Linked DNA regions of Homo sapiens: all the other regions are linked to region 1. The links are chromatin loops, found by intact Hi-C in ENCODE. Cell type or tissue: MCF 10A. All regions are shown on one strand. Region 1 holds the start of LINC02372 (long intergenic non-protein coding RNA 2372). Region 2 has its middle 26 kb from the start of LINC02359. Region 3 overlaps TMEM132B (transmembrane protein 132B). Region 4 overlaps TMEM132B (transmembrane protein 132B). Region 5 has its middle 13 kb from the start of LINC00944.

Region 1 (5,000 bases):
GGCTGAGGTGGGCGGATCAAGAGGTCAGGAGTGGCTGGGCGCGGTGGCTCACGCCTGTAATCCCAGCACTTTGGGAGGCCGAGGCGGGTGGATCATGAGGTCAGGAGATCGAGACCATCCTGGCTAACAAGGTGAAACCCCGTCTCTACTAAAAATACAAAAAATTAGCCGGGCGCGGTGGCGGGCGCCTGTAGTCCCAGCTACTGGGGAGGCTGAGGCAGGAGAATGGCGTGAACCCGGGAGGCGGAGCTTGCAGTGAGCCGAGATTGCGCCACTGCAGTCCGCAGTCCGGCCTGGGCGACAGAGCGAGACTCCGTCTCAAAAAAAAAAAAAAAAAAAAAGAGGTCAGGAGTTCGAGACCAGCCTGGCCAACATCATGAAACCCCATCTCTTCTAAAAATACAAAAATTAGCCTGGTGTGGTGGCAGGCCCCTGTAATCCCAGCTACTCGGGAGGCTGAGGCAGGAGAATCGCTTGATCCTGGGAGGCGGAGGTTGCAGTGAGCCGAGATTGTACCACTGCACTCCTGCCTGAGTGACAGAGTGAGACTCTGTCTCAAAAAAATATATATATTTAATATATATTTAAATATATAAAATATTTAATATTTTAATTAATAAAATATTTAAATATATATATATCACTGGGCGTGGTGGCTTATGTCTGTAATCTCAGCACTTTGGGAGGCCAAGGTGGGTAGATCACTTGAAGTCAGGAGTTCGAGACCAGCTTGGCTAGCATGGTGAAATAACATCTCTACTAAAAATAAAAATACAAAAATTAGCAGGTGTGGTGGCACACACATGTAGTCCCAGCTACTTGAGAGGCTGAGGCATGAAGATCTCTTGAACCCAGGAAATGGAGGTTGCAGTGAGCTGAGATCATGCCACTGTACTCCAGCCTGGGTGACATAGTAAGACCCTGTCTCTAAAAAACAAACAAAAAATCTAAATTTACATAATTATATATGTAAAGATAATTTAGGTAATTTAGGGGAAACTTGTTCCCCCTAGAATATAGAAAGTCTGAGCCGCAGATATCAGCATTTTATCTCCAGATCTCACTATGCATGTATGCCATGTAATAAATGTGGTTGCAATAAAAGAAGAAAAAGTGGAATTTGAAAATGAAAAATGGCATTCATGAAGAAAAGTACACCTTTTTTTGACTTTTGTTTGCAAAGTGCATGCACTACATATCAGATTTTTAAAATTCACATCGTTAGTATGCATCAATGATCTCTTTATGAATTTGCAAAATTTAGATAAGTTATGGTGTCATATTTGCTGTGTTTATTTTTTAGATTTTTTTAATGGAGGAAAATTTGGAGAAGGACATGACCTGGGCCTGTGTTTCATGGGGTGCCCTTACTTGAGACAATCAGGACACTATCACTTTCCAGATGGAAAATAATGATCCAAATGCTTTAATGTCCATTAGGGAAATTATCCTTCCAGCCCAAGAAAGCAATCATGTTATCAATTCATAATACTGGGGGGTCTTCATGTTCTATGAGATGTCTTCAAAATGTCATTGCTACAGTAGGTCATTTTTTTACATGATTTTTAAAAATTTTATTTCAAAATGTAGGCTTATCTCTTTAGGTTCTACAAAGGATGAAACTATAGAAAAACCTTTTTACATATCTGCATTGTCTGTAGGAATAAGCCACTTTGCAAATAGTGAGATGGATGTTACGTCTTAATTTCTTGTCCATGTGATGATGAATTTTTGCTCCTTTAGATGGTTTAATTCACTCTTTATATGATGCAATTCTCTTAATTCTCTTTGCTGCTTTCTTTGCACAAAGATACTGTGAAAATATAGAGAAAGAGGTAATTCACGGTTTTCATTTTTCATTGTTACACTTGGAACTGAAGTGATCCATTACTTGATTTTGAGAGAGACTGTAGACCTAAGTGTTTAAATTAAAAGAATAAAGCTTCTAAGATAAAGCTCTTGCTATCTTGGGTTTAGCAAAGATTTCTTAATCAGATCTCAAAGTTACTAACAATAAATTAATAAAATAATTGAGCTTATAAACATTTTTAAAAATACTTTTCCTGATCCAGGAGAGAATTGACTTAAGAGTCTAACACCTTTTAAAGTCTGATAAGAAACATTTACAATTTATCCTCTCTGAGCCTGCTACCTGGAGGGTTCATCTGCATGATAAGAATCTTGGTCTCCACAACCCTTTATCTGAGCCCAGACCTTCCCTTCTTTGGATATCTGGTCTTTAGATAACCTCTTTCAACCAATTGCCAATTGGACAATCTTTGAATCCGCCTATGACCTGGAAGCTTCCACTTTGAGTTGTCCTGCCTTTCTGGACCGCTGATGTCTTCGGTCTCCCTGGAATGTACAAAGCCAAACCGTAGCCTGACCACCATGGGCACGTGCTCTCACGACCTCCTGAGGCTGTGTCACAGGCATGTCCTTAACCTTGACAGAATAAACTTCTAAATTGATTGAGTCTTTTCTCAGATACTTTTTGGTTTACAACGTGAAATACATTATGCTTCCATTACACTAGTTATCATGGGAAAACACCTCAAAAAAATAAAAACAGACCAACAAAAGACAATAAAGACCTTTGTGCCGTCCATTATTTTTCTGTCCTAGTATTTGTGGCCGGGTCAAAAACAAACTAGACAGGGACCCTGAGGGAGGGAGATTTCGCTGACATCTGTAGGTAGGATCAGGCTTCCAGGGCTGCAGAGGGAAGAGCTTCAATAAGAGGAGGGAAAAGCAGTGATAATGACCTTCATGGGTCCTCTACTGCCGACTGTCTGGGCTGCAGTGCCCTGGCACATTTCCTTGCAGAGAAAGGACAGCAGGAGTGGGCTTCCTGGTTCCCTTTCTGTTTTCTCTGAGGCCAGCAGGTGCCTGGCGTGGCCTTTGCGCCCCCTGCTGGTCGTTCTGGCAGCACACAGCCTCCTGCCTTGCCAGTGTGAAACCCGGTGCTGTCTTGTTCCCCGGGTGGAATGCAAGAGAATGCTTGGGAAGAACTTTGTTACCCAATGAAGCCTCCTGGTTCTCTAGTCCCTGGTAGCCTGTCCTGGTTGCCAGGTGCTTGTTTGCATTCCAAGCTCCACATTCCCCAGGGTCCAGTGTAGTCTTGTGTCTAAGCTGGTGTCTGGCCACCAAAGGCAGGCGTGCAGGGCCTTGGCTACTGCGCTAGGTCTGCTGATGGCCACAAGCCTTTAGTCCCAGCTCTGCCTTAGCAATGGGGGTGTCTGAAGGCTCAGGGGATACACAGGTCCTCTAGGTTCCTGGGGAGATGATGGTAAGTAATCCTTCTTAACAGTCTTTAAAAAATACATAATTTAACATGGACAAAGCAAGTAATCAAAAGGCTATCTGACAAAGTGAAAAATATTGTAAAATTCTTAACACGTTTAACTAGATCATAAACCCAGGAAATCCTTGAGCTTCCTTCAAGACAGGCCAGCTCTTTGAGTGAGTTAGATACACTGGGTTTGTCATCAGTTAATACTAATCTGAATAGGTCTATCTCTTTGTGTAATGATAAAAGAGGCCTTGTTGAAAATAAGCCAAAAGGGAGCCCCCTCTCTCCATGGTGAAGTGTGTATATGGGTCATTTTCAAAGTTAGATATGGTTTCTGTAAGATGAAGCCTGGCCATTCTAAGTCACTTGAGTGAAAACAGCTTACGAGCCTGGCAGAAGAATAATTCACAACATAAGAAAACACTTTCTGATCTTTAAAAACATTGAAAATTTCTTTTACAAGAAATTGAAGGCTGGAAAGAAAGGGAGAAGGACTTGAATAGAAAGAAGGAAATTATTGGAATTCTAATGAATACAGAACACAAATCCTAAATGATAGATTTAGTTTAAGTGTCTGATGGAAACCTTTCTGAATATCACATATCTACCAGCCAATAGAAAATAATGTAGAAGGTGGAAATCTGAAATTCAATATAAAGAGTGGATTATAAAAGGAAGACCGCATTATCCATTAGGCAAAGACCCTTTTGAGAAACCTATCTGTGCTTTTAAAGTAAGCACTTTCTCCTAGAGGAAAAAAACTAGAAGACAGATAGTAAACCAAAAAAAAAAAAAAAAAAAGAAAAAGAAAAATCTAATAAATAAATTTCTTAGAACTCAAATTGAAAGCATCCTATGGAAGGAAGAATCTTTCCATTTAGAAAATGCTCACACAGAAAGTGAGAAAGCTTCTGCAGAAACTTGAAATGCCATCTGAACTTTATCAATAACAGACACATCAGGTATGGATTTACCATTTAACATTAGAGAAGAAACAGCTTGAAGTAAAAGGAAGCATCAACCAACCCCCTTCTAAGCTGGGGACTTAAGAAACAAGAACAAGGGAAATGAATCAGAATTAGAAGCACTTTGATTTGATCAAAACCTTTTTATCTCCCCTAAGGAAAGAAGCTTGCAATAACTAATTAGCAGCTCCGGCCACTGGAGAAAGCTCAATGCCTTGAGAAAAGCAAATGCACCGGAGAAACAAGTTAGATAGAGCTGAATTAAAGGTGAGCTTTTGGCCAGGCACAGTGGCTCACGCCTGTAATCCTAGCACTCTGGGAGGCCAAGGCGGGTGGATCACCCGAGGTCAGGAGTTCAAGACCAGCCTGGCCAACACAGTGAAACCCTGTCTCTGCTAAAAAAAAAATACAAAACTTAGTTGGGCATGATGGCGGGTGCCTGTAATCCCAGCTACTTGGGAGGCCGAGACAGGACAATCACTTGAACCTGAGAGGCAGAGGTTGCAGTGAGCTGAGATCGCACCACTGTACTCCAGCCAGGGCGGCTGAGCGAGACTCCATCTCAAAAAAAAAAAAAAGTGAGCTTTTATGAAGTGGTCCTTATATCCCTGCAATCTCCAGTACAGCTCTGGGAGAGCCTTCAGAGGACACAGTGATCCACCGATAACCAGATCTGGGAGAAGGAAAGATAACTAGCAACAGATGATCACTAAGTTGGAAAACTGGATTTTTCCCCCACCTCC
Region 2 (5,000 bases), 800 kb before region 1:
CCTGTTACACTTAAGACCTTTAATGATGTGAGGGCTGTTCTGTGGATAGAAATAAAATAGCTGATACAGAAATTTCTTTTAATAGACCTTGAGGTAAGCTTTACACTTAAATTATAAGGTGAAAGGAAGAAAAGCTGCTGTGAGTTCATTCTCCTCTCTTCCCATACCCTAAATGACTTATCCCATTAAATTGAATTCTGAAAGCTGCAAAACAAGATACCTGGCTATTGTGTGACTCTTGTGTTACTATGTATACCTCTGAGTGTATTTCTCTATCATGGGAGATTGTGTAAGATCTCTATGTTGTAGAGATCTTAAGTCCTTGTTTCCTGCCAAAGCCCCTCTCGGAATCTATCCAGCCAGATGGTTCTCTTGTGTTAGTCCAGTAGGGGGGCTTTAAATAAAGAAATCCAACACGGACACCACTGGAAAGTGTCCCAGGGTTGGAAGATAATGAGGAAGCTGATTTTTCTCATGCAAAGACAAAAGTGACATCTTCTTAAAATTCTTAATTCAATTTGAAGGGAGAAGTAATTACCTCCTCTGGCCATGATGTTGAAATGTCCATAGAGAGGAAAATGGACTTCACCCTCATTAACTCCGTGGATCAGAGCCAAAAGCAGCATTAGCCAAAAAGGCTTCTTCAAGGGCACAGATCCCCTAGATCAAAGCATGTTCTTGAGAGAATAGAGCATGAAGTTTTGTGAGTGACTCCAGTTAGAATCACATGGAGACTTTTCTATTTTTAATGAATCTTTCTTGTATTGTAGTTTATGCAGGTCCACAGTTGGGAACAGGGCAAAGCAGGGATGTGGCATCTGAAATGATTTTTTCTGTCTTCATTGATTCGAGCCTGTGACTGTGGCTGGCAGCTGTTCTACTGGTATTTATCTTGGAGGCTGGTCACACCATCAGGCTCTACAGCACAGAAAAACTTCATTTTTACTCTCTGTCCAGGGCCTTCAGACACTCACTGATACCTCTGTTCATTTGTGGCTGTAGATAATACCTAACCCAATTTCAGCTTACAAAGCCCCATTGAGCAAATGCAAAGTTACAAAGTGCCTCCCTATACAATAGGAAACAGCCCAGCCTGGGAACATTGTCACAAGCATTAATAGGTCACTGTACCTACACATCACTGCATATGCTATTGTGTGCAGTCATTCCAACTCTCCTCTAATTAGAGGGGTGATTCATGTCAGGGGCATAAAGCAAATATTACTTTATTTTTCCAAATTCTAGAAAGCAAGCTTCCATTTTTGATAATAGAAATTTGGGAATGATTGGCAGTCATTTGGCTCACAGGGAAAGCAGGAAAAACAAGAAATCTAAATAAATCTCATATTGATTTTGAAGAAGCTTTCTTGTGACATCTGGTATGCTTTATTTTGTATGTATCAAATCCGAAAATAATAAACAAGTTGATGTAAACAAATGCTTGAAGTAATGCTCAAATGGCAGCTGGATACTTGAAGACGACAGTAGGAAATTTAGCTTTATTAACGGTGCATGCTTGTGCACAGTACAAACTTTATACTTCCTAAATGTTGTCTGAATAAATGATACACAAGCATCAAAATATGTTTGAAAAACATAAAAAATGGTAGAAATATGAGATTATGTCTGAGAAAGCAGCTCAGAGTGGGGTTCTAACCCCAGCTTTCTGATTAGCCCACTCTTGACCTCAGATTGCATCACATAAGCCCTCTGAGCTTCAGTTAAATCCTTTATCAAGCAAGGGACTTAACTCTGTGACCTGGGAGGCTCTGGCTTCCTGTCACTGCCATGAGGCTCTAGTACAGCCAGAGATACAGGGGTCTAAGAACCTGTGTTTAGGATTTTGAGCTGGTTTGATTCAGGTAATCATGTTCTATCTCTGTGTCCTAATCTGTGTTTAAGGTTTTGAATTGGTCTGATTCAGGTAATGGTGTTCTATCTCTGTTTATCAGGATCTTTACCCCTGATAAAAATCCAGAGATCACTTGAATGCAGGTGGTTTTCTCTTCATATTGTTCAATGAAGAAAGCACCAATTAAGGATTCATAATAAACCATTGCCCAGTGAGAAATTGGCCTGGGGTTCCAGGGTGAAGAGGACAGAAGATTTTCATTGGGAGCACCTTAATGAGGACAACAGATCCTGGCTTAATAGAGAACATAAAGTAATAAAGAGAGACAAATCCATCTATCCATTCATTCCACAGCATTGATTGAGTGTCCGCTGTATACAATGGGATAAGGAAAAGATGTCCGTTGGTTCATGCGCAATGATGGTAACAGGTTTTCATTGCTGAACATTACATATTTCCTTTTTAATTTTAATGTTTAATTTTCGTGGGTACATAGTGGGCATATTTATTTATGGGGTACATGAGATTCACTCTAATAAGGTGTAGTGAGTTCCAGGGATTTCAGAGTTGATCAAGGAAAACCATATGGCCACAAGGTGGCAGTAGCGCACAATGAATTTGTTCAGGCTTCGCTTTGACAGATTTGCCAGCAGGGCAAGTCCCTCATGGCACGAGACCATCCAGAGGCCATGGTTCAGGAGCCCTACCTAGAAGATGAAGAGGTCAAGGGAAATTCTAGGGAAGATGGGGCTTATGTTTCCAGGTGATGTTTCTCAGCAGCACAGTGGGAAGTTTGGGTTAGAGAGCTTTGAAGAGCAGAAGATGCTTGGGGTCTTTTACAGCAAAAGAGTTTATTTTATCAATGGCTAGCAGATAGGGGGCACACTTTTGGTAGATATCCAAAGCAGGCAGGCTCTAAGTGGATAAAAGTCTGCTTATTTGGGCTATGATTAGAACAATTAGATGTGTAAAAATTTGAGTTGAGTGCCAGTGGGCTTTTGAGCTAATGGTCCCAGCCTACTGTGAAGAAGTATACAATCCAGAGGCCAAAAATAAAAGGGCCATCTTTAGTTCATTTATGTAACACGTGGTCAACTGATCCTAACCCCATGGGCATCATAGACTAGTGAGTGAGACAGACACACCTACTCATCCATCCATTCACACAACAAGCAATGACTGGGTTCCTCCTTCATCTCTGAATGTCATCACACAGGGCATGGGGGATTCAGAAATAAAGATGGCATCTTGAAGGAACTCATGCTCCATTGAACATGTCCAGATTTTGGTCTGAGTACAGACAGCAAGAGTTAATATAGAAGTGGGGACTCTGAATGATGCAAGTCTCATCAGCAGAGGAGCTGGGGGAGTGGGAAAATATCATGAGCTTTCCTAGAGGGAGTGGCAATCAAGCTGACTTTCGAAGGAGAAGCCAGAGACAGCCCAGCGGATATGCTGGAAAATGTTTTGCGAACTGAGGGGCCAGCATGTAACAAGGCTCCTATGCCTTGGGGACACAAGCTGAGTTTGGTGGAGCTTTGGATTGAAGAACAGAAAGAGCAAGACATTAGGCAGTGCATGCAGGCAGGGGCTAGATAAGGCAGAACCTGTGGGACGCAGTAAGAAGTGGAGCCAGTGAAAGTGTTAAAGCATGGCAGTGTACACAATTCTCCCTGACTGTGGAGGAAAGGAGGGTGGCTGCTAGGACACCAGATGGGAAGGAAGTACTGGCATCCAGGTGCCTGATGCTGAGGGCCAGAGGTAAAGAGGCATGGACAGAAGAGCCAGCCTGGGAGCTGGTGAGGAGGTGGGATTAGAGTCCTGCTAAGGAAGCACAAGTCAAGGGACTTTAGTCCCCAACCATGTGCATCCCTCCTGACCTGGTTATCCAGAACAGCTCTGCACACACTCACCACATGCTGAACTGAGGGGTGATTTGCAATTGCTGGGGTGATATAGGAAGAGCATCCAGGCAGAGGGAAGGGCTTAGGGTGAGGGCCAGCCTGGCTGCTTCAGGACCATGTGGAGGCCAACACAGTGAGGTCACTCTAATAAGAGATGGGGTCTGAGTGTGGGATAATGGAGGGCCAGGCCAAGTGGGGCCTTGTGGGTCACTGTGCAGACTTGGGAGCTTATGAGGGGTTGCACAGAGGGTGGTCTGTTCTCACTTGCTATTTCAGGAGAGCACACTGGCTGAGCAGACTTGGAAGCTTATGAGGGTTTGCACACAGGAGGGCCTGTTCTTACTTGCTATTTCAGGGGAGCACACTGGCTGAGAGGGGGCAAGGGAAAAGGGAGGTAATTTAGGTAATTGCAAGCAAGAAGAGAAGGTATGCTGGACAGGTAGAGGCACTGGAGTGAGAAGTCTCAGTTGCTTGTAATATTGAAGATAAAGGACTGATTATGGGTGGCAAAAAAAAGATGTCAAGGAAGACACCAAAATATTTTTCTTGAGCAGGTAGAAGGATGGAGATGTCACTAACTGACATAGGTCAGACAGCTGGGGGGTGGGTTTAGAAGAGAAGATTTCACATGCCTCTTCCCACACTCTGGGACCCAGCCCCATAGATTTCAGATCCACCTCAGGGTCCTCACATCTGCAATTTGCTGTGACTGAAACAGTTCCTAAGCTTCCCTTAACATGTGCCTGTTTTATGCAGTCATCCTTCAAATTCCTTGTTAGTCATTGCTTCTGAAGTCTTTTCTTTTTTCTTTTCTTTTTTTTTGATGGAATCTTGTTCTGTCACCTAGGCTGGAGTGCAGTGGTGTGATCTCAGCTTACTGCAACCTCTGCCTCCCGGATTTAAGCAATTCTCTGCCTCAGCCTCCCAAGTAGCTGGGATTACAGGCATGTGCCACCATGCTCAGCTAATTTTTGTATTTTTAGTAGAGATGGGGGTTTCACCATTTTGGCGAGGCTGGTCTTGAACTCCTGACCTCGTGATCCACCCGCCTCAGCCTCCCAAAGTGCTGGGATTACAGGCATGAGCCACCGCGCCTGGCTACTTGTGAAATCTTTTCTGACTCACCTTGCTTTTAGCTAGGTTAGGTTACTGTGACTTACTGAGTTCACATGTATTATGAAAGCCTGCAGCCAGCCTGCCTTGTTCAAATCTCAGCTCTGCCACCTTAAACGCATGCTACTCAT
Region 3 (5,000 bases), 1.3 Mb before region 1:
TCACTCAGCTACACAATACTCACACTCAGTCGTGTTGACTGGACTCTGCTAATCAGGACAGGACAGAACTTTTACTGTCTTTGAATGTTATTTTATTTTTTCTTTTTCTTTTCTTTTTGTTTTGTTTTTGTTTTTGTTTTTGAGACAGAGTCTTGCTCTGCCACTCAGGCTGGAGTGCAGCAGTATGTTCATAGCTCACTGCAGCCTTAACCTCCAAGGCTCAAGTGATCTTCCCACTTCAGGTTCCTGAGGAGCTGGGGCTACTGGCATATGCCACAACACCCGGCTGATTTTTATTTATTTTTTTGTAGAGACAAAGTCTCACTATGTTGCCCAGGCTGTTCTCTAACTCCTGGGCTCGAGTGATTCTCACACTTTGGCCTTCCAAAGTGCTGGGATTACAGGAGCGAGCCACTGTGCCTGGCCTGAGAATTATTTTTGTGTCACCCTGATGTCATAGCCTACCTGGAAGGTCTGTGTTTCTCCCCCTTCCCACAAAACTACAAGTTTGTCAGTATAATTACCGTTGAGGAAGACACAAAACATTTGGCAGTTGGTATCTAGAATAGACTGAAGGTTTCTGTCTCTTAGGTTCTCTAATATAACAGAATGAGCAAGGTGTTCTGCAAACAGCCATAACCTCAGTTATATACGCACCATTTCACCTGATTGATCCTACCCTCTCACAGCTGAAAGGACTAATTTTAAATTGTCAAGGAGAATGCCTGTCCACTGGGTGCACTTTACAAATGGCCACAAGTAACCGTCTTTGTCGGCTGAGCTGAAAGCCATGTGCTTTGTAAATGCCGCCGTAGCACTTGGTGCAGAGTGGGCACCCTACTTGTGGCTCTCCTGGCGCTGCAAGCCAACTACCCACACTGTTATTCCAGCACATAGTGCCAGGGAGGCCATTTAGTAAACCCCTTGCCACAGTGGCCCCATAACTGGATTTAGCTGTTATGCCGTTTCCTAACTTACATTAAAAACATAACAATATTACAGGGACTGCTCTTGGAGAGTGAACTGGAGTCAGCTCAGTGGAAAGGAAGGGAAAAGCCCATTAAGATGTTTGGTTCAGTTGACCTGCCTCTATTTGGGAAAACCTTTGCTGATGTATAATTTCTGAAGGCGAAAGGGAAAAATAGACCCAGCTAAGCAAGTTCGGGAAAGAAATGGGTGGTTGTCAGTCAGAGCAACAAAGTAGTGGAATTCCAGGGGCTTCAGCGGCAGGGATGAGACATGACAAATTTTTAAAGACTCTGTCAATATCATTAATATCTATGACCTGTCTCACAAGGATGGCTGTCATGCAGCACATCCGTCAGAAAATACTGCCCTGGAATTGTCCTGCTTGTTGGGTGAGCCCCAAATCCCCAAATTGAGAGTGATTATGCAAGGGATTTTATGGTCCTATTTTACAACCCCTTAAAGGTAGTAAAATAATCAGGAAGCTGTATTTTTTTTTTTTTCGAGACAGAGTCTCACTCTGTTGCCCAGGCTGGAGTGCAGTGGTGCGATCTTGGCTCACCACAACCTCCGCCTCCTGAATTCAAGCAATTCTTCTGCCCCAGCCTCTTGAGTAGCTGGGATTATAGGTGTGCGCCACCATGCCCAGCTAATTTTTGTATTTTTAGTAGAGACGGGGTTTCACCATGTTGGCCAGGCTGGTCTTGAACTCCTGACCTCAGGTGATCTGCCCCCCTCGGCCTCCCAAAGTGCTGGGATTACAGGCGTGAACCACCACACCCGGCCTTAGGAACCTGTGTTCTGAGACAATAATTTTCTTTTAAAAAAACAAGTCACTGTTGACAGCGAACTAGATTATGTATCACAGTTTGGGGGTTGTGAATATGCAGGCTGTCTCTGAGCACTTTGATGTTGGGTTGCCCGCTGCAAGCCTGATATTTATGTTTGGTAAACCAGAGTTCTTGCTAGCGAGTCACTTTGCCAGCCTCTGTACTGATCAGGAAAGGGCCCCTTCTCCACAGCTGGGGAGATGTGAGATGCATGTGCTTAAGAAAATCAAGCTGCTGTCGTTCAATTCCAGCCTGGCTTAAAGCTGTGTGACCTTCAACACAGTCCCCCTTACCTATCCTGTAAAAAGTGTAATATAATTCCTACCAGAAGCCAGAATAACCTTGTTATCATGAGGATGAAGTGAAGCAGTATTTGCACACTGCTTGTCACATAATACATGTATGATAAATGTTAAGAGTTTGTTTCTTATTTTTGTTTGAAGGTGAAATACTTAAGATAGTGATGAAATTCAACATATTTAATAGCAGGGTGGTGTGGCCACTGGCCAATCGGAATAGATGCACCTTGTAAATAATTATTACAGCCTCTCCCCTTCCCAGGGCCCTCCAGCTGCACATCAGCCCCGCCTGAGACAAACAGCGAGGGAATGTTCCTAAACGCTTGTTTTCCCTTTGCATAGCTGATTGCAGAGCCCAGCAAGTCTTTCTCTAAATGGCTTTACTTTGACAAGGGGTCGCGATGGCATTTTGATTGGCATCCGCCTCTCCTCCGGGGAAGGACCTCGTGGGCGATGGTCCTGGCGCACCCGCTAGATGGCGCCGCAGACCGGCTTGTACAGGCCGCGCGCCCTCCCCTCCCCGGCGGAGGCTCCTGGAGCCCCTGCCCGGCCTGACTGGCTGCGTCCTCAGGCCCTGCGATTTCCAGGGATTCCCGATTTCCCTGAGTGTGAGCAAATAAAGGCTCCTTCCTGCAGCCCGAGCCAGCGCTCAGCGCAGCCCGTGACCCCTGGCACCTGACAACCTGCTTCAGCCAAAATCTTAATAGGCTTTATTATTTTTATTTAAGATGATGCATGCTCATTATAACATTTTTAAACAATATATGGAAAAATCAGAATCTCAGCACCCCCGATAGAGCCAGCAGTAATACTGGAAAATTATTGTTCCATGTATGGAGTCAAAGTCCACGTATGGGCAGAGAGATGACTGTGGCTGGACACGCAAGTGGCCGGCGAACTTCATACTTCACGAAAATGGGAGCATATTCTGTGTGCTGGGTTTTTTCTTTATTAAGGGCTAGGTCCTTCCTTTTACTTACATTTAAGAGAAGACAAATAATCTAATATGAAGTTTCTGAACTTCAAAAAACCATTAATCACTACAAGGAATACTGGTTTTTTAAAAATCACCTTGCTGGCTGGGCACAGTGGCTCACGCCTGTAATCCTAACACTTTGGGAGGCTGAGGCAGGAGGACTGCTTGAGCGCAGGAATTTGAGACCAGCCTGGGAAACATAGTGAGACTCCTATCTCTACAAACATTTAAAAATTGGCCATACATGGTGACACATGCCTGTAATCCCAGCTACTCGAGAGGCTGAGGTGGGAGGATTGCTTGCACCCAGGAGGTCGAGGCTGCAGTGAGCCATTATCATGCCATTGCACTCCAGCTTGGGTGACAAAGCAAGAACCTGTCTCAGATTTTCCACCCCACAACCAAAACCAAACCAAACCCAGACAACAATAGCAACAACAAAACAGTAAACAAAAATCATCTTACTATGATTAAAGGGAAAAGGTTTATGGTAAAAACAAGTCAGTGATTAGAGTCATTATTTTTATTATTACTATTACTACCATCACTACTACCATTACAGTTACATCCACTTTATTTTTATTATTACTATTACTACCATCACTACTACCATTATAGTTACATCCGCTCTTTCAGATGCCACAATTTAATTTTAGTTTAGAACCTGAAGCTATCCAATATGGTAGCCATTAGCTTCATGTGGCTATTAAAATTAATATTAAATAAAATTAAAAATTCAGTTTCTCAATTGCACATGCCACATTTCAAGTGCTCAGTGTCCACATGGAGCTAGTGGTTACCACATCTGGCAGCACAGATATAGAATCTTCTAGCAGTGAGGAAAGATCTGTTGGACAGCGCTGCTATTGATTAATTCTCTTCCCTGACAGATGAATAAACAGCACCATGAGACTTCTGCCTAGGTATTTATTAATTGTTTATAACCTATATATCTAATAGATGTATTTACACCAAGTTTTATCACATTTATATTTGCTCGTAGAATCCAATGCTTCTACTTAATATTAATTTGTTGTTCATATTCTATAACAGGCATCCCTACTCACTTCATCAGTTACCGCCATTGTTCCAGAAAAGACTGATCTCTTTTGTCACTGATGGCCCCTTTGTGTTGAGAATTTTTGACTTTTTCATTCTGTTAGTCTCACTTTAATGAGATCCTGAGCGGGGGAAAAGATGAATCAAGTTTCCAGCCCACTGTGTTTAACTGGGAGTCCCACAGGGCTTGGTAACCTGTGAAATGCTGCTGAGATTTAAAGGGTTGTTTGCCAGTCATTCCTCCCATACCTTGACCAAGGGCCTGTGTGCCAGCACCTGATGAAGGAGGCTCAGTTCTTGCCATCGGGGATTTCAGGAAAGCTTTTTTGCCAGGAACACAATTCTCCTACTTTTTTGTGAAATTTTTTTAATGAAGGAGGAAAGATTCTCTGCCACGATTAAAGACCAAGCTGAACTCCTGGGATGAAGGTATTGTGTCTTTCTATAATTAGACTCAGCTGAAGAAGCTGCTGGATTCTTTTCTGAGACAGACAAGGCAAGAGAGTATTTAGAAAAGACCAAGAGAGGGGTTGGGGCAGACTTGCCCACCTTTGCATTTTCTCCAGAACCACCTTTGATTCTGGAAAATGTCCACTTTGCACAGGTGATGGTTGTAAGGTCCCACACTCTTTGCAGGAGAGGGGAGCTTGCAGATAGAGTAAATTTCTACCTGTCCAGGCAGCAAGAAACCAAAGGCGGCTGAACACAGTCTACTTTCCTTGGGGGACTATGCCTCTACTCTGTGATTTTACAACCACATCAGACTTCTGTGACTGTGTCTTGTGGGCTGTTAAGAATTCCCCCATGAAAAGCAGCCACAACAAGCCAGGATTGCTTCTGCAGGGAGGTGGGTTGCATCTGGGCATGGTG
Region 4 (5,000 bases), 1.5 Mb before region 1:
TGAGGACAGGGCTGCTTTGCTCTATCCTCCCTGCAACTTCAGTGCCGGGCACAGGACTGGCTCTTAATGGATACTGAATGAACCCTGTTATGGACTGAATGTTCGCATTCTCCCCCACCCCCAAATGTATTTGCTGAAGCCCTAATCTCCAATGTGATGGTATCAGGAGGTGGAGCCCTCGAGGGGTAATTAGATTTAGGTGAGGTTGCGAGGGTGGGGCCCTCATGAGTGCTTTTATAAGTAGAGAAAGAAGTACCAGCGCTTCCTCCCTCATGCGAGGATATGGCAAGAATGCATGTCCATAAGGAAGAAGGCATGCACCAGACATCAAATCTGCTGGCGCCTTGATCTTGGTCTTCCAGCCTCTAGACCTGTGAGAAATGAATATCTGTTGTTGAAGCCTCCCAGCCTATGATGGATTTGTTACAGCTGGCCAAGCTGACTTAGACAAATGAGTGTGCCTGATCCATCCCATTGAATGTGACAGAACCCCAGGAGGCAGATGGTATTCTTGTCTTGCTAAGTAGGGCTGAGTCACTCACCAGGCAGCCCAGCCAGGCAAGAGGCAGGCTGACTTTCTAGCCCAAGCCTCCTTCTCTAGAACCCAAGCTCCCTCCACCCTTGGGTCTGGGGTCCTATGAGGCACTGACTTGAGGAGGATGATAAGGTCTGAGTGGCTTTTGGCTGGAACGAGATGGGACAATGGGTTGGTTACTTTCCTGGGACGATTCCCTAACGGATGTCTCAGAGCTGTCGTGGCTTTGTCCCCAAACCACTCATTGTCACTGACACAGGCTGTATTCATCTCTCTTGAGACTGGCCTTTTAAAGTGTTCCCCCAGCCCCGGCCCCTTGACACTCAGGTGGCCAATGAAAGGAAACAACAGGAACAGCTTTCAGGCCAGGGACTAGAGAGATTTTCCCCATGGAGTGAATACCCCTGAACACAAAGGGAAGAAAAAGCCCTTTCATAAAACTACCCGATCTTCACTGGAAGGAATGCGACAGATACAGGCAAAAATCAGTTCTCCACTTTGTGATTTCTCAGGGTGACGGAAGTGGACAAAGGGAAGGGGAGAGAGGGTTTCAATGCAGTAGCCCTGCTGGCAGCCTGTGGCCATTGTTCCGTGGCCGACGCTGTGGTCCGACGATCTGTGTCACGCTGGACTGATGGAAAACCCAGGTGTTGCTCTGGGTCACGGGATGCGTGTGGTGTGGGTGCGTCCCCGCTTCCAAATAGAATTTCATATTCTTCCGGAGCACAGAGAACCCACGGGGTGCTGGCTGCCACTTGTGGTCTCCTCTGTCCAGGCTGATGGTTTGGGGACAGTGACTCCCTTTCTCCCCTAAGCCTATCCTGGTTTGGGTTTGTGTGACTTGCAAACAAAGAATCTGGTCCCATAGAGTAGTCGTGCTTTGTTTAAGGGGTTTCTTTTTTTTTTTTTTTTTTGCAGCCATGAAGATGATTTTATTTATCTATAGTTATGGTTGACATTTTTCATGCATAAAAACTTCTATTGCTCAAGAAAAAAGTTAAGTACTTCCTATGGAAACAATAGACAAATGACAACAAGAAATTTACAAAGAAAGAAAAAAAATGGCCAGTAAACATTTAAAAAACTTAATCACTAATTGTCAAATTTAAATTTTTTAATCTATAAACTATCATTTTTTACTGTGAAATGGCAAAGATTTTTTAAAAAGTATATCCAATGCTGCCAAGAGGGCAGAGGCCTTTCTGTAAAACAGCAATATGTATCAAAAGCTTTAAAATGTGCAAATGTTTCTACCTAGTGTATTGCTTTGAAAAAAAATTCACAGGCAAATTAAAATTTCTTGGCTGGGCACAGTGGCTCATGCCTGCAATTCCAACACTTTGCCTAACCAAGCTGCACTTGGGGAGGCAGAGGTGGAAGGACTGCCTGAGGCCAGGAGTTTGGGACCAGCCTGGGCAACACAGTGGGACCTCATCTCCACAAAAAATAAAAATAAAAATTAGCACATCCTGTGTTCCTAGCTACTCAGGAGGCTGAGGCAGGAGGTGTTTAAGGGGTTTCTGTTGGAAAGCAGCAGTGGGCCTTGGTGAAAGTCCCCAGATTGCCCTAAACCGCCCAAATCGGGGTTTCGTCTCTGGAAGAGGGGAGGGATGCACCACCGGCTCCTCGTGCAGCGCTGGCGGCGGCGGCCACTGGGTGGCGGTGTTGCCCGCGAGGCCCGGGGTCTGCGGAGGAGGGAGCCGGACTGGGAGCGGGGCGGGGACAGCGCCGGGGAGGGCCTGGTCCGGGTGGGCTCAGTCCGGGCTCCCGGGTCGGTCCCCTCCTCCGCGTTGCTGCCCCAGGAGTCCGCTTCGTCCTCCGCTGACTCTGAGCGACACAGGACAAGCTCTGAATTGCATTCCAGGAAAAGGGGACTGAGGCTTTGTATTTTTCCTCCGCACCAAGATTCCCAAGGCTGCTGTTAAGGGTTTTTACCCAGGGTGGGGTCCACGGCGAAGCCCTGGGGTCTGTGTGAAGGGGAGGTGCTGTTTCTTTCCCGAGTTCTCCGTGGCTTTTAGTCCACGGGTTTCGAGGTCGCGCTATGGTTAAAAGCAGCACATGAGCCCTTTACTCCGGGTGAAATCTGGAACCAGCTCACATGTGGCTCACCAGGAAGAAGCTGAGTCTCTTCCCCAAGCTGAGGAAGAGGAGCAGGAGCTGTACAGATGCCAGGACCCGGCAGAGCAGGGGTTAAGCCCACACTCTGGGGCCCACTCTTGGCTGCACCCCTTACTGGCTGTGTGACCTTAGGCAAGTTTTTTGACCTCTCTGTGCCTTCGTTTTTGAATCTATAAAATGGCTATATTATTACAAGTTATTTATTTGATACATTTGGAGATGCGGTGTTGCTCTGTCGCCCAGGCTGGAGTGTAGTGGTGTAATCTCAGCTCACTGCAGCCTTGACCTCCCGGGCTCTAACGATCCTCCCACCTTAGCCTCCCAAGTAGCTGGGACTACAGACACTTGCTGTCTTGCCTGGTTATTTTTTATTTACATTTTTTTTGTAGAGCTGAGGTCTCACTTGTTGCCCAGGCTTCTCTTTAACTCCTGACCTCAAGCCATCCCAAAGTGCTGGGATTACAGACGTGAGCCACTGAGCCCTGCCCAAATTTATTTAGGTAATAATTATATAATAGTATTAATATACCATATGAAAATAATACTCTAGCTCATAGGATTGTGTAAAGAATAAATGTCTAAAGAGCTAATACATGTTAATACATTTAAAACTTGTTAATCCATGTATCAGAACATGTTACTTAGTATGTTTATACATGTTAATGTAGTTAGAACAGTGACTGGTACTCAGTAGATATCTGACAAATTCCTAGCAATGACTATTATTATTATTATTTTATGTATTGGATGCTACTGATAAGCTTGTGATAACTGCCAGCCAATTATTCATCTCTTCTTCCTCTGAGATCTGGCAACTCTTGTAGCAGGCAAGTGAACAATACATATTTTACTTTCTTTTATTCTTCATCAATTTTTTTTTCCCACAGACTTCTGTCATCTTCTCTCAATTAAGCGCAGCTCCCCAGAAGCAGGCTGTGCCCTCCACCCACTGCATTTCTTCATAGCTCTGCACTTTCTGCGTCACGGGGACCCTTATGTCATCTGAGAAATTAATTCAGAGAGTTGGCTTTTTTTTTTTTTTTTTTTTTTTTTTTTTTTTTTTAAGACAGTAGAGTGCTTTGGTAGGTGAAAAGGGGTTTCCAAGCACTTGGAGATTCAACAGGATTGTAAAAGGGATGTTGAAGGCGTCTGAGGTCATGCTGTTTAAACACGCTAAAAACTCGTCTTACAGATTCACTAAAGTGGCTTCTCTTTGCAACAGCCACTAAGACTGGACAATATTAGTTTTTCCTTTCTTTAGTTACTTTGTGTGTTGGAAAATAATGAACTGCCTTAAAAAACAAAAAACCAAAAACAAGAAAGAGAACAAAAGATATTCTCTGAGCGATTTCGGATTGCCCAGACTAGCCAGGATGAATGATGTTTTGTTTTTTATAATGTGCGTTAGTTTCCTGTGGGTGTTGTAATAAGTTACCACTAACTCGGTGGCTTAAAACAACAGACACTGATTTCTCACACATTCTGGAGGCGAAATCAAGGTGTTGCCCTGTTGTTTCCTCTGAAGACTGCGGGAGGCGCTGTCCCAGGCCGGTTTTCCAGCTTTTGGTGTTGCCAGTGATCTTTGGCGTTCCTTGGCTTGTAGACACATCCCCCCAACTCTTCCCGTCTTCATGTGGCCTTCTCCTATGTCTTTGTGTGTCTCAAGTCTCCCTGTCCTTTCTCTTATAAGGACGTCTGTCATTGGTTTTAGGGTGGGTGTCATTGGACTTATGTCATCCAATGAGCTCATCTTGAAAACCTTAACTTAATTGCATTGGCAAAGGCTCTATTTCCAAGTAAGGTGACATTTACAGGTAACCATGGGTTAGAACCTGGAAATATCTTTTTGGGGGGACATTACTCAACCCACTACATACGGCAAATAGAATTAATTACATTCATGAAGAATAAATGTCTAAGTCTGAAGCTGTTTCAACCTGCAATTCTGTCTCCCTCTCCCAACTCTGCCCTCCTCAGTGTTGGGCTCATTTTTAGAAAGTGGACTGGAGGGCAGGCAGGGGATATATGTGAGTGTGAGAGCTGGAATGGGGCGACAGGGAATGGTGGGGACTGTGGTGAGCTTTAGGATGCAGGTGCTAGCTAAAGAGAGCAGCAGTGACCCTGCTGATCTAGCTGATTACTGCTGGGTAAGAATGCATGCACAGCCTAGTCAAAGCTTATTGTATCTTTAAAGAAAAGCCAGAAATCTGGATTTTTGTGTGATTAATTCAATTTTTAGAAAATCACTGAGTAGGTAAAATAAAAATATGTCTGTGACCCAGATACTGTCCCTGGAGCCTGCTTTTTTAACCTCTGGCCTAAGTGTTGGGAGAAAGTTGGGGATTGT
Region 5 (5,000 bases), 89 kb before region 1:
TGTGATAAGAAGTTTCCCATAATGAAATGTATACTTTCATATACTTTTTCCCATAATGGAAAGTGTTGCTTATAGGTGTTCACTGTGTATGCTCTCCATTCACCCCTTCCATAAGCACTGTACTCCCTTCTCAAATCTGGAAAAGATTAAAGGTTGAGACAAGTTGACTAATGGTTTTGCACATTATAGACAAGCTCGTTTCAGGCTAATGAAATTAAAACAAATTCAATAATGATACTTTCTGTGCAGAGCTCCTTGTAGTTTCTAATGTCCTTTCTCTTACTCTGTTTTCTATTGTGTTACCAAAGATTGTATGAGGTTATCACTGTTATCCCCAAATTCTAAAATGCAGGTGGTCAAATCATTAATCCATGCCATGTACTAGTTAGAAGGAGCATAACCACATTCCAAGATACACCCGAAAACTCAACGGATGGCAACACTCCATAACGTAGCACAAGGGCATGTGTGGTTCTTGCATGTTAGTATATATGTGTGTTCAGAAACAGGGAAGAGAGCTGTGCATTGTGACTCCAACACGAAATGTTGTGTAAGTCCCTCATTTAATAGAGCAGAGTCTATTTTCCACAAAACTATGAACTACATAGCTCACCCCGAAGGAGAAACCCATGAAGTAGGATTTAGTTACATTCTTCTGCAGTTTGTTGATAATTATTCTTGTTAGAATGCAGCAATGTGGAAATGCATTTCATGCTGTTTCATGCTGGGTTTTAAATTGCCTCTTTAACATGTTCGTGTTTGTGTCTTGAAGAACCACATTCACATCACAGGCCTAAGACCACTACCTTCAGAAAGCCTTGTGTGCAAGGTAAACCTTTGGCTATCATCTGGAAACTAGGATTTTAAGAGGGTTCCCTAACTGATATGAGGGGTTTTCTGTGCCTAAATGTCTGCACAGTGTTGTTTATGCTGAAAACCTGCTTTCCTTCTGGGAGTCTGGAATTTTGGTACATTCGAGGCAGATAATGTGACCAGAATCCGATGCAACCAGTGAGCTCATTCTGAGTCTCTAAGGGGCTTCCCTGGGCAGAACCATTACATGCATATTTCAGCACTTTTGTTTCTAGGAAACAACGTTTCTATGTGACCCTCTTGGGAGAAGGAGCATAGGAAGCCTTCACGTGGTTGCCTACAGACTGCATCTTGTTTCCTTACGATCTCACTGTGCGTCCTTCCTGCATCTCTGTAATATTTCTTAGCTGGGAGAACCTCTCTATATTGGGTCTCATGCATGCTTCCAGTGAATCTCTGAACATAGGGGTAGTCTTAGGGGCCCCTGACATTGTTCTACAGAGCAATTGGCTCATTCCACGAGATGGTGCTGGTTGACTTACGACTTGACAGCAGCAGTGGCTTCATTTGGGCTCAGGAAGTTACCTGGCAGGTGACGAACCTGGGGAGTGAGCTGGTTTTCTAGCATTTTCATCAGGCAGACGACCTGCGGGCACTGTCCTTTTTAAAATGGTAAGAGGTGTTTGCTTTAAAAAGCAGATGTTACAATATTTTTTCTTTCATTTTCACAACAATTTTTTTTCATTTTTTACTATTAAAAAGAACATTACATTTTTATACTTTGCCCTTTCCCATGTGCCTAATGCAAGTTGTTTAAACAGGAAAAATACACTTCGGTAATGCTCAATTTACTGATTGCATCGTGAGAGCTCCCTGGAAACTATTAAGTTCTTCTATTTAAATCCTTCTTTCTTTGTAGGGGTTACTGAACTGGTTCCCCTAGACCCCTTGTTTTCTATGTCCTCAATTTGCCTGTACATCAAGACTGAATTCTCTAGTTAGTAAAGATGGGTTCATCGGAATATATCGTGGCATATGGCAGATGCAGCAACTTCCTAAACCTAGCAAACTGCTTCTGGGCAATCAGCTTGTCTCTGAGAATCTCCTGACCTCTTGAGGACTGGAAATGCTGCAAATGCAAATACAGTTAAATAGCTTCATTGGGCACCCACCAGCAGAGGGCGAAAGGGCCCCAGAGTCCATATAACCACGTGTGTTTCTGCTTCATGGGCCTGAAAATGACCAGATTTCTTCCCTTGAGCTTGGCTGAAGCTTCATTCACGACCAGGCTTAGGAGCTACATCTGAGAACAGAGTGATGGATCAGGCCCCAGCATCTAAAATGTAGGTGCTGGTCAGTCACAGGAATGATAAACCCATGGGATGTCTCGCGCTTAAATTCCTTTCGTCACACCTAGAAAATGTTCAGATTTCCTCTGTCTTGGTTTGTCTTCCAAAGCTGAAACGAAAGAATGGGGTACAAACCTAAATTACCCTAATGGGATCATTAAGAGTATGTGTTACTCATTCATAGGATGTTAATGGTAACTTCCCCCAATTCAAATCAATCTGGAAATACAAATATGACTTTCTTTGGAAATAGCTTCTTTGCTAATGTAATTAGTTCAGGGTCTTGAGATGAAATTATCCTGGCTTTAGGGTGATTCCTAAATTCAATGACTGGCACCCTAATAAGAAGAGGAGAGAACATATAGAGACATACAGAAAAGGCCAGGTGTGGTGGCTCATGCTTGTAATCCCAGCACTTTGGGAGGCTGAGGCGGGCGGATCACCTGAGGTCAGGAGTTCTAGACCAGCCTGACCAAAATGGAGAAACGATGTCTCTACTAAAAATACAAAATTAGCTGGGCGTGATAGCACATGCCTGTAATCCCAGCTACTTGGGAGGCTGAGGTAGGAGAATCTCTTGAACCCGGGAGGCGGAGGTTGTGGTGAGCCAAGACTGCACCATTGCACTACAGCCTGGGCAACAAGAGCGAAACTCTGTCAAAAAAAAAAAAAAAAAGACACACAGAAAAAAGAAGTCCAAGTGACAATGGAGGCAGAGATGGGAGTGACGATTCTAGGAGCCGGGAAACACCTGGAGCCCCAGCAGCTGGACAAGGCAAGGGAGGACCTTTCCTTAGAGGTTTCAGAGGGGGCCCCAAGGGTGGAGTCACAAAAGTGAGATTTACTTAGATTTCTATTTTCCCTTTAATTTGCTCAATTGGGATAATATTTTCTTGCCTGTGGATGAAAATAGGCAGATCCATGACTTTTTATGACAAAACACAGCCTCAATTTAAAAATGATTCACTAATCCCAATTCTGAGCTACAATCAAAGGACAGCATTCTTCTCTTCTCCCAGCTGAAACTCTTTTGGTAGAAGTAGGCACGGTAAGTCTTTCTTTTTGCCCCTCATCATTGGCCTCAAAGTTTTCTCTCCTGGCTTGGAGACTGAGGGTTCTGAGTTTGCAGAGCAGACACAGAGGAAGGGGAAGAGATGTTGGGAGGGACAGGAAAGATGAGGTCACAAACACAGGTGTCAGCTGGCATCTGTGTGCTCCCTGGCCTGGGAGGCACTGGGTGGGGTACTGTCTTTTTTATTTTTATTTTATTTTATTTTATTTTATTTTATTTTATTTTATTTTATTTATTTATTTATTTATTTAGACAGAGTTTCACTCTTTGTTGCCCAGGCTAGATTGCAGTGGTGCGATCTCAGCTCACTGAAACCTCCGCCTCCCAGGTTCAAGCGATTCTCCTGTCTCAGCTTCCTGAGTGGCTGGAATTACAGGCACCTGCCACTACGTCCAGCTGATTTTTGTATTTTTAGAAGAGATGGGGTTTCACTATGTTGGCCAGGCTGGTCTCAAACTCCTGACCTCAGTGATCTGCCTGCCTCAGCCTCCCAAAGTGCTGGGATTACAGGCGTGAGCCACCGAGCCTGGCATTTTTTTTTTTATTATTTTTTAAGGGATGCTTTCATGGGTTCCTTGGCAAACCTCAATTCCCCTTCCATGACTGATGATCTTCCACTCATGTGGCCCCAAAACTGTGTGACCACATCGTCTTCCCTGTTTAGCTGCTGGGCACCCCAAAGTCTACTTCCAATATCGTCTCTGTTTGAGGTCACCTTTCTGGGAATTTTTTCACGTGACATCAGCCAGGCTCCACTGACTTATTGTTTGATGTTCTAGCCTCTCCATGTGCAGCAGCAACTATCATCTCTCAGCTCTCAGAGGAGCTGAACTCCTCACCCGTCAGATCCCCCCAGAGTGAGTCAGGCCCTGGTTCAGTGTGTCTCCCACTGCAGGGAACACATATTGGGGTTTCCAGGTAGTCCTCCTGAAATTCTTTTTTCCTGAGCTGAGGAGAGAGAAGACACACTTCCCTTTCCCTCCACCCTGGGGCCTGGAATGCACAGGGCACCTGGAATTCTCTGTAGTCCATCCCCTTCCCAAGCTTTCCTATTAATTTCTAACTCATATCATTTTGTACCCTCAACCAGAGTAGGGGCTCTCCTTGTGGTCCAGCACATCGTTTGGACTTTAGCAGGTGTTGTATATTGGTCCCTTGGCCACAAATGCAGTTTTGTCCTCTGTTTACACAGGTAAAATTGCCAGGAGAATGTCCAGTATATGGGGGACAGAGTTAGAGGGAGCTATTATTCAGTTAGCGTTGAGTATCTGGGGACTTGACCCAGGAGAAACTCCTTGTGGAAGAGACCTCTGTCACAAACACTCAACCCTCCTGTGATAGTCATGATATGTTTTTGCAATGCTATCCCATGATCTAATTCACAGAGGTGGGCTCTCATTCAGAGTTCTTAGTGTTCTGGGGGCTTATTGGTTTGTGATTCCTAAGAATTGAGTTGCATGGAGGAGGAGGAGCACAGAGGAGGAAAGGGGAAGTTCCTGCAATCCTCAGGAGATGGAGCGGCCCAGGCACTGTGTTCCAGGATGGGAGGACACAGCGGCATTTGCAGTGAGGTCAGGATGCCAATCAGTGTGATCATCTGTGTGTCTACCTGTTGTAGCCAGCATTTTGCACAGTCAGGAGCACTTCTGGCCCTCACTCCTGAATTTCCTTAAATGGCATGTGACTAGCCGAGCTCTGGGAGCAGGGGCTGGCAGGCGTAAGGACTGAGCCTGCCCTGGGGGAGCTCCTGGCTGGTTTTGCGCCCA

Evidence for each region. Peaks named below come from ENCODE experiments on the same cell type or tissue, not always from the same donor. Only the 100,000 strongest peaks of a DNase experiment are listed, where the experiment ranks them.
Region 2: it touches region 1 in a loop (17-fold over the local background); 20 of 110 quality-filtered maps call a loop at or near these places.
Region 3: it touches region 1 in a loop (29-fold over the local background); 32 of 110 quality-filtered maps call a loop at or near these places.
Region 4: a loop joins it to region 1, with 6 times the contacts of the local background. A loop is called at or near these places in 16 of 110 quality-filtered maps.
Region 5: it touches region 1 in a loop (2.0-fold over the local background); 20 of 110 quality-filtered maps call a loop at or near these places.

The regions. Positions count from the first base shown.
Region 1 is chr12:126,871,692-126,876,691 of GRCh38, forward strand. It overlaps LINC02372 (long intergenic non-protein coding RNA 2372), which reads right to left and starts at 2,999. Exons shown (of 3, transcript NR_033970.1): 1 at 2,766-2,999; 2 at 1,635-1,813. LOC105370061 (a long non-coding RNA gene) reads left to right here and starts at 3,113. Exons shown (of 3, transcript XR_945511.3): 1 at 3,113-3,289. In MCF 10A, a CTCF peak has its summit at 2,919 (motif pointing left); a DNase peak (open chromatin) is centred at 2,900.
Region 2 is chr12:126,067,275-126,072,274 of GRCh38, forward strand. No RefSeq gene overlaps it. Among named protein-coding and RNA genes, the nearest start is that of LINC02359, 26 kb to the right of the region's middle. In MCF 10A, a CTCF peak has its summit at 2,455 (motif pointing right); a DNase peak (open chromatin) is centred at 2,467.
Region 3 is chr12:125,531,063-125,536,062 of GRCh38, forward strand. The region is part of intron 4 of TMEM132B (transmembrane protein 132B); the gene reads left to right. Among named protein-coding and RNA genes, the nearest start is that of TMEM132B, 350 kb to the left of the region's middle. In MCF 10A, a CTCF peak has its summit at 2,583 (motif pointing right); no DNase peak of the experiment used is centred here.
Region 4 is chr12:125,328,903-125,333,902 of GRCh38, forward strand. The region is part of intron 1 of TMEM132B (transmembrane protein 132B); the gene reads left to right. Among named protein-coding and RNA genes, the nearest start is that of TMEM132B, 150 kb to the left of the region's middle. RefSeq lists enhancers at 220-946, 947-1,672 and a silencer at 2,203-2,262. In MCF 10A, CTCF peaks have their summits at 2,192 (motif pointing right) and 4,210; no DNase peak of the experiment used is centred here.
Region 5 is chr12:126,782,527-126,787,526 of GRCh38, forward strand. No RefSeq gene overlaps it. Among named protein-coding and RNA genes, the nearest start is that of LINC00944, 13 kb to the left of the region's middle. In MCF 10A, a CTCF peak has its summit at 1,998 (motif pointing right); a DNase peak (open chromatin) is centred at 1,985.